Linked DNA regions of Homo sapiens: regions 2 and 3 are each linked to region 1. The links are chromatin contacts, found by Hi-C or POLR2A ChIA-PET in ENCODE. All regions are on one chromosome and are shown on one strand. The core of a region is the stretch at or near the end of the contact, and the rest is flanking DNA. Distances in the headings are between cores, read along the strand shown.

What was found. A loop is a pair of places that touch in the nucleus more often than their neighbours do. ChIA-PET counts read pairs that join two places held with the same protein, here RNA polymerase II (POLR2A). Pooled maps may share reads with other maps.
Region 2: a pooled map shows a loop between it and region 1 (2.1-fold over the local background). The contact joins the enhancer-like site here to the promoter of EZR in region 1. A Hi-C loop is called at or near these places in 2 of 168 maps with a recorded cell type or tissue (breast epithelium and gastrocnemius medialis), 4 of 37 single-sample maps with no recorded cell type and 11 of 50 pooled maps.
Region 3: a map with no recorded cell type shows a loop between it and region 1 (4-fold over the local background). The contact joins the promoter of SNX9 here to the promoter of EZR in region 1. A Hi-C loop is called at or near these places in 2 of 37 single-sample maps with no recorded cell type and 8 of 50 pooled maps. POLR2A ChIA-PET finds 5 or more read pairs at or near these places in 1 of 52 experiments (GM10248).

Annotation. Positions count from the first base shown.
Region 1 is chr6:158,817,958-158,820,657 of GRCh38, reverse strand. It overlaps EZR (ezrin), which reads left to right and starts at 1,290. Exons shown (of 14, transcript NM_001111077.2): 1 at 1,290-1,341; 2 at 2,492-2,576. The coding sequence starts at 2,565. EZR-AS1 (EZR antisense RNA 1) reads right to left here and starts at 2,679. Exons shown (of 3, transcript NR_102425.1): 1 at 2,553-2,679; 2 at 65-186. RefSeq lists silencers at 1,007-1,056, 1,117-2,106, 2,247-2,446 and an enhancer at 2,657-2,700.
Region 2 is chr6:158,241,274-158,243,973 of GRCh38, reverse strand. It overlaps a transcript of TULP4 not described here and the pseudogene SRP72P2. Among named protein-coding and RNA genes, the nearest start is that of TULP4, 70 kb to the left of the region's middle. RefSeq lists enhancers at 1,002-1,051, 1,452-1,521, 1,632-1,741. Within about 2 kb of position 1,278, at least 17 of the 41 ENCODE cell types and tissues checked have a DNase peak (open chromatin) inside an H3K27ac peak, as active enhancers do; they include breast epithelium and gastrocnemius medialis, where a contact is called at or near this core.
Region 3 is chr6:157,821,820-157,824,519 of GRCh38, reverse strand. It overlaps SNX9 (sorting nexin 9), which reads right to left and starts at 1,274. Exons shown (of 18, transcript NM_016224.5): 1 at 1,074-1,274. The coding sequence starts at 1,085. RefSeq lists an enhancer at 446-495 and a silencer at 1,146-1,465.

The sequences.
Region 1 (2,700 bases), core at 41-2,540:
GCAAAACTCCGTCTAAAAAAAAAAGGGAAAGAAAAGTTCAGTCTTTCAGAGGGAATACACTTACCTGAATAGAGGTCAAAATCTCAGAAGAGGCCTCCCTCCTCTCTCTGACCTCTGAAATGCCCTGGATCTGCAAGTGGGAGATAACAGGCCCTGACAAAGGGTTGCCCAAACAGCAGTGTGTCCCTAGGAAGACAGGTTAAGCATCAATTACTATGAGGCTAGCACGAGTTAAGCATTCCACATGCACGATCTCATTTAATCCTTACAAGTCTATGTAGGTGGGGCTACTAGTATGTTCACTCAACAAATTGGGAAACAGAGTTTGGAACTTCGCCCAAAGTCATTGGTTTCTCTTTCTACCAGGATAGATTTAAGTGCTTACTAAGTGTCAGGTACTGTTCCAGGCATCGTACATGTACTAACTCATTATCCTCATTAGAACCCTCTGATACAGGTGCCATAATTATGCCGCTTTACAAACAAGAAAACTAAAAGCAGAAAGGGAGGAGTAAACCCAGGAGAGGAATTCAGGAGAAGCTCTGGTCTCAACCTTTAGCCAACATCACAATCACCCGAAGGGCTTGTAACACACTGATTGCTGGGCTCAGCCCTAGAGTTTCTGAATCCTAAGGCTGAGCAACACCTAATTTCCACTTATGCAAGTTCCCAGTGAATGCTGTTGCTGCTCGTCTGGAAGCCAGACGTTGAGAACCCCTTCTAGAGTGAGCTCTCCCGCAGCAAATTCTACTGGCCCCCAAAGTATGTGTTTTGTGTGTCTTAAAAATTTGTTGAGAACCATTAGCAAAAAAACAAACAAAAAAACTTAATTCCTAGAATTTCAGAGAAATCCCATGGAGCTTTTTGCCAGTCACGTCAAAAGAGGCCACAAACGTGCCACTTAACCAGAGCTTCGGAAAGGCGGCGGCTGGGCCGGCCACGTGCACCGAGACTCGGGGCCAGGTGCAGCCGCCCCAGGGCCGAGGCCTCGGAACTGGCCCCCGGTCCCGGCCCCAAGCGGTCCAGCGATTCCCCCAAGCCGTCCGCCCCTCCAGATTTATTTACGTTTTCCTGACTTCCCCCTGCCCGCTGTGGGACAAACAGCCTCCCCACTTGCATCTGCGAGGGGAGTAGCGCGCACTTCCGCCAAGTTCCGCCCCCACCCAGCCCGAGGCCCGGCTGCCGCCATCTTGCGGGGGGCGCACCTCACAGGTCGGGAGCTGGGCGGGAAGGGGCGTGGTCCCGGGACCCGCCCCGCCGGGGCTTTTGGGAGCGCGGGCAGCGAGCGCACTCGGCGGACGCAAGGGCGGCGGGGAGCACACGGAGCACTGCAGGCGCCGGGTGAGGCGTGCGGCGGCCGGGGTCGGGACGGGGGTTCTGGGCGGGGGGTTCCTGGTGGAGGGCCCGGGCGGGCGGCGGGGTTCGGCGGCAGGTGCGGCGGGCAGCCTAGGGGGCGCGGCGCGGGGTTCTCGCCCGGCACCCCCGGGGCAGGTGGAGCTGAGCCGGCCCGCGGCCCCGCGACCTTCCCCTCGGCGCCGGGTCCCCTCAGGTCTCTCCCGAAGGAAACGCGGAGCCTGGGTGCCTGGGCGCCGTCCCTCGGCGGCTCCCGAGCGGTTGCAGTTTTTGAAAGAGTTTCTCAAAGGCTTGACGGTTGTGACTGCAGCCGCGGGGCAACGGTTGCTACACAAAGTGAAACTTGCCGAGTGCTCGGCTTCTCACGGGCTTCCTGGCAGCCCCGGGAAGTTCCTCGGCGGACCCCGAGCCCGCGCCCCCTCTCCACGGATCCCTCCCCAGCGAGTGCCCCCCCGCCCGCCCTGTGCCCCCTCTCCCCTGACCCCTCCCTGTCGGGTGCCCCGCGGGCTCGCGCTGGCTGTCCCGGGACTCCTTCCTCCTAGGTGTTCCTCCTGCCCCTCGCCCTCTCTCTCCCAGGCGCGCGCTCCCTCTCCCCGGGCCTTTCCCCGCCGGGTATCCCTGGGCCCGCGCCCCCTCTTCTCCGCCTCTCTCCGCTGGGTGCACCTCGAGTGTCCCCCAGACCCCTCCCCGCCCGGCCGGCGCTCTCTCCCCTGACCCTCCTGGCCGAGTGTTCCCCGGGGCCCGCGCCCCCTCCCCCCGATCCTCCCCACTGAGTGTTCCCCCTGCCCTCTCTCTCCCGGGCCTGCGCCCCCCACCAGCCCCTTCATGCTGGGGGTCCCCTGGGTGCGCACCCCCTCTCCTCGGACCCACCCCCAACTGGGGGGCACCTCCAGTGCCCGCCGGCTGCCCCTTGGGCGCGCGCCCCCGCTCTCGGGCGCCTCCTCGCCGGGGGCCCGGCCCGGCCCCGCCCCGCCCGTGCCCCCTCCCCATGCCCGCAGTGCTGGGCGGGGCGCTGACTCACCCGGGCCCGGGCTGGCCGGTTCTTAAGCGGCAGCGCGCTGCGGGCGCCGAGTGTCGGGCGCGGCAGGAGGACGAGGCAGGGCGGGCGGGCGCTCTAAGGGTTCTGCTCTGACTCCAGGTTGGGACAGCGTCTTCGCTGCTGCTGGATAGTCGTGTTTTCGGGGATCGAGGATACTCACCAGAAACCGAAAATGCCGAAACCAGTAAGTTGCCCAGTTTCTGGGCCGGGCGGACGGGAGAGGCTTCATTGGAGAGGGGAGGCACCTGCTCGAGGTGTTGGGGCAGTTCCTGGGGAACAGGGTTCTTCTCACACGCAGAAGACGATAG
Region 2 (2,700 bases), core at 29-2,528, 580 kb after region 1:
CAAGGGAAATAATCAGACACTTTTCAAACCCTTCCTATACACTCTATACCTCAAGGTAACCAAATAATTGACAAAGGAGAATTTCTACACACACACACACACACACACACACACACACACACACACCTATTTCAGCTAATAACTAAATGACAGGATGTAACCATATTGTAATCCCTCCTGAACTCATAGACCAAGTTAACATTCAAGAATGGTTGCTAGTATCACAAAAAGAAAGAAAGAAGACTTCCTGATGAAAATAATCCTGCCCTCACAAAAAAATAAAATTGGATTCTTTTGATTTAGCCTCTACAATGAACTACCAATGTACAGGAAACACAAGAAATAAAATAACATATTTTACATTACAAGGATGCAAAGAATAAAATTCAGTTTCTTCAATAAAGAGTTGCAAAGAAAAAAAAAGATAGAGAACCTATAGGTTAAAAGAGACTTTAAACCATCCAACTGCAATGTATGGACCTTATTTGCATCTTAATTCAAACAATCATATATATATATATGATATGATATAAACACACACACACACACGTACACGCCCATACACACACATACATACACACAAATATATACTGCAGTCAAGGAGTATTGATTGGATATCTGATGATACTAAGAAAAAATTTTTAAGGTAAGATAATAGTATTGTAATTATTTTAAGGGGTCTTTTTCTTTTGGAGACATGTACTAAAATATTTACAGACAAAATTATATGACAGCTTGATTTGCTTTAAAATAATCCAAGTGGAGGGACGTGAGAGGTATTGCTCAAACAAAACTGGTAACGTTTTAAAATTGCCAAAGCTGGGCAAGATACAGTGCTTTATTACACCAGTCTCCACTGTTAGCAATGTTTTAAAATTTCCATGATAGGCCGGGTGCGGTGGCTCACGTCTGCAATCCCAGCACTTTGGGAGGCCGAGGCGGGCGGATCACGAAGTCAGGAGTTCGAGACCAGCCTAGCCAACATAGTGAAACCCTGTCTCTACTAAAAACAACAAAAAAATTAGCCGGGTGTTGTGGTGGGCACCTGTAATCCCAGCTACTTGGGAAGCTGGGGCAAGGAGAATCACTTGAACCCGGGAGGCGAAGGTTGCAGTGAGCCAAGATTGCGCCACTGCACTCCAGCCTGGGCGACAGTGAGCAGCAGGGTGGAGTTTCAGTGCCTGTGCTGTGTGGAGTGAAGTGAACCGGTACGGCCAGAACAGCAACTTCCTGTGTGCTCTCAAGCCTGTCAATAAGATACTGCAGATCCACAAAGATGATGTAACTGGCCTGCATTGTAAAGTGATATGCCTTATCCAGAAAGGAAGTTTCAGAGAAGCCTTGAATGTCATCAATACTTGCACCAAACTGTTAGCCAATAACTCTCTCTCCTTTGAAAAGGCATATTGCGAGTACAGGCTCAACAGAATTGAGAATGTCTTGAAGACAGTAGAAAGTACCAACCGGCAGACAGACAAACTGAAGGAGCTTTATGGATAAGTGTTACACCGTTTGGAACACTATGATGAATGCTTAGTGGCATAAAGAGATCTCGTCCGAAACTCCCACGATGCTTATGATGAGGAGAGGAAAACAAACCCTTCAGCAGTTGTTGCAGCTCAAAGCAATTGGGAAAAAGTGGCTCCAGAGAGCCTGGGCTTCCAAGAAGGCACACATGAGCTGTGCTAAACACTGCATGTGCACTGATAGACCACGGCCAGCTGAACCAGGCCATGAACATCCTACAAAAAGCTGAAGGTCTTTGCCACCATTCATTATCAGAAGACACTGATGAGACTGAGGAAGACCCACAGGCAGGACTGGCCATCACTTATGGTCAGATGGCCTATATTCTGCAGCTTCAGGGTCAAACAGAGGAGGCTCTGCAACTTTACAATCAAATACTACTACTAAAACCAACGGATGTAGGGTTACTAGATGTAATTGCAAATAACATCATTACCATTAACAAGGACCAAAATGTCTTTGACTCCAAGAAGAAAGTGAAATTAACCAATGCGGAAAGAGTAGAGTTTAAGCTTTCCAAGAAACAACTACAAGCTATAGAATTTAACAAAGCTGGCCTGGCGCGGTGGCTCATGCCTGTAATCCCAGCACTTTGGGAGGCGGAGGCAGGCAGATCACAAGGTCAGGAGTTCGAGACCAGCCTGGCCAATACGGTAAAACCCCGTCTCTACTAAAAATACAAAAATTAGCTGGGCGTGATGGTGCGTGCCTGTAGTCCCGGCTACTCGGGAGGCTGAGGCAGAAGAATCGCTTGAACCAGAGACGCAGAGGTTGCGGTGAGCCAAGGTCACGCCACTGCACTCCAGCCTGGGTGACAGAGCGAGACACCATCTCAAAAAAAAAACAATTTCACGCCTGACTGGTTTTGGTGGAGACGGGGTTTCGCTGTATTGGCCGGGCGGTCTCCAGCCCCTAACCGCGAGTGATCCGCCAGCCTTGGCCTCCCGAGGTGCCGGGATTGCAGACGGAGTCTCGTTCACTCAGTGCTCAATGGTGCCCAGGCTGGAGTGCAGTGGCGTGATCTCAGCTCACTACAACCTACACCTCCCAGCCGCCTGCCTTGGCCTCCCAAAGTGCCGAGATTGCAGCCTCTGCCCGGCCGCCACCCCGTCTGGGAAGTGAGGAGTGTCTGCCTGGCCGCCCATCATCTGGGATGTGAGGAGCCCCTCTGCC
Region 3 (2,700 bases), core at 25-2,524, 1.0 Mb after region 1:
TAAAAAATAACGTTTCTAGCAACCCAAAAGTAGCTCAGAGATCTCAAAAACAAATAGACAAAGGGGTGCTGATGCTAACAAAGTGACATTACAAAAACTAAGTGCAAAAGTAAACCCACTCCTCACAGTGTATCACAGATCAGTTAATGGCTCAGGTATAGAGCCTCCTCCCCCAGGTCCTCCCTTCCGTGACCGTGACTTCCCCAGTGGCTATTCTACATCAAGTAACTACTGAAAACGCCCAAGGAAAAGGAGCGGGGGAGGGTGGCTTTTGAAAATTCAGGTAGCCAAGAGTGACTGCTAATTTCATAAACAATAACGTAAAACAAGCAAACCACCGCTCCTAGCCAATGACGAAGCAGGAGTCAAAGTTCCACCACGTAATTCGGGCCTGGGCCTTTTTTCAGGCAAACACGTAATCGAAAGCACAGTCATTTCCCTCTTGATATTTTATTCATGCCGGCAATGCCATTCACAATGAAAAGGTAGCAAAACAAAAGAAAAAAATAACAGCAGCGAAGGCAAAGGGGCGCGGGGCGTCCCAGCCTCGGTCCCTCCCCGGCCGCGAGCCCCCGCAGGCCGGGACGGGAAGCGCCGCGTCCTCTCCGCCGAGGTCTCGACCCCCACCCGCCCCGCGGGGGCGAGGGTCCCCCAGGCGGCAGCGGGAGGGGACGTGGGGGCGGCGGGGACGCCGGACGCCACAGAGCGCCAGTCGCCTCGGGGGCCTCCCCGGGCTGCGGGAAGTTTCCGTCCCGCGGCCCCTCCCGGCGAGCCCGCCGCAGCCCACGCTCAGGTGCAAACTTCCCAAACCTCGCTGCGCCCGGGGTCCCAACCCGCGCCCAGACCCGACGCCGTCCCCCGGTGCGATCCTGGTGGTCTGTCTGCACTGCCCGCCGCACCCATGCCCAGAAGGGACTGGCTGGGCCGCGGACCCGCCCGGGGACTCCACCGAGGAAGCGGAGTGGCCCCTCGACCACCCCTGGCCCCGACCCTCCCCGCGGCCCCGGCCCCGACCCTCTCCGCGCCGCCCCGGGCCTGAGCGACCGGCCCGGCCTGCGCCGCGCGCCCCTCACCTTGGTGGCCATGGCGGGCGGGTCCCCCGGCCCGGGACGGCCGGCTCGTCTCCCGCGCCGCGGATGGTGATTCTGAGCCGCGCAGGCAAAGGCAAGGGCGAGGGCGGCGGCTCCGGCTGGGCCCCGGCGCGGCGGCCGCTCCTCCGCCTCGGCCCCGAGTCTCGACGCTCAGGCCCAGCCGCTGGGCGCTCGGCTACTCCCGCGCCGCACGCTCCTGCAGTTCCTGAAAGTCCCCGGCTGCGCGGCCCCCGCCCCTGTCGGCCGAGCCTCCCATTTACCGCGGCGCGCGCGACGCCCGCCGGAAGCGCGCCCTGGGCCCTCGGCCGCGGCCCGGCCTCCTCGCCTCCTGGCCGCCCCCGCGCCGCGCCGCCGCCCCGGGCAGTCACCGCCGCCGCCGCCGCCGCCGCCCCCGGGCGCCCTTGGTCGAGGCTGGGAGCGGCGTCCCGCGCAGCGGCGGGGTCCGGACGGGCGCCCCAGGCCATGGCCCGCAACCCTGCGTGGCCGCCCCAGGGGAAGCGATCCGCGGCCCACAGAGCCGCTCGGGGTAGCCGAACCCCGACTCCGGTTCACGCTCGGCCGGCGCCGCACGCCGTGGCTCGGCGCTTTCCGTGCATGAGGCGGGAGGGGGCGGCAGGAACTCTCGACGCCCCGGGCAGACAGGAGCCCCGCAACCCCGCTGTCTTTGCCCCACGCCTGGGGTGTTGCGGGGTCGCCGTGCCCTTGGCCGAGTACCCTGAGTACCACATAAACAGCTGGGAAGGAGCGGAGCGATGGCTTCCTGGGCCTCTTCCTCCTGCCCGGAGGCTCCCTCAGGCCGGGGTCCTGGCTTGAAGCCCCTGGGACGGGACGGTGGGGGGTTTCGTTCTGTGACGCCCCGTTAACCTCATTCTGGAATCTTGATAAGCTTAAAAATACCGGAGGGCCCGAGAGGTTTGGGGGACAACAGGCTCTCTGAAGTGGAAACGAGGTCTCTAAAATTTTCCATCTTTCTGTCAGTGTTTCTTTCCAGAGTTGGAGATATATATATGGGTGTTATGAATAAACGAATGACTTGAATTGAGCAGCAAGATTTTTCACTCAAGGACAAAACACGACTGGAAGATGTGTCTTAATTGGCATACTAGTGGAGTGCTTTTTTATTATTATGAGGGATATATTTGTAAGAAGAGACAACTATCAAATGTAAATCTCTGGTGTTTAATGTCAAGTTTGTGTCTTCTTAAATACATTCTATTTGACCTGAGATTTCACTAGTTATATTCAATAATGGGGTTTAAAATAGATACGGTATTGCAGAATTTTCTGTGAATTTTTGTGTTTGTTGAGCTCATGGTTAAGCTATAGTCATCATAATATGCATAAATAGTTGTCTTTCTCCGTAAAAAAAAATATTGGGAGGCCAACATTCATTGACGGCCTGCTTGCTGTATACTAGGCTTCCACATCCCCATCTCATTTAATCCTTATAAGAAACATTTGAGAAACTCATTATTGTCCACTGTTTACAAAGAAGAGCGACTCAGGGATCACTTAAATAACTTGCCCATTTGGTAATACTTATTCAAATCGAAAATGACCGTAGCCTTGGACCCAGCAGCCCTCCTGGGAATTTATCCTGTCAAACACT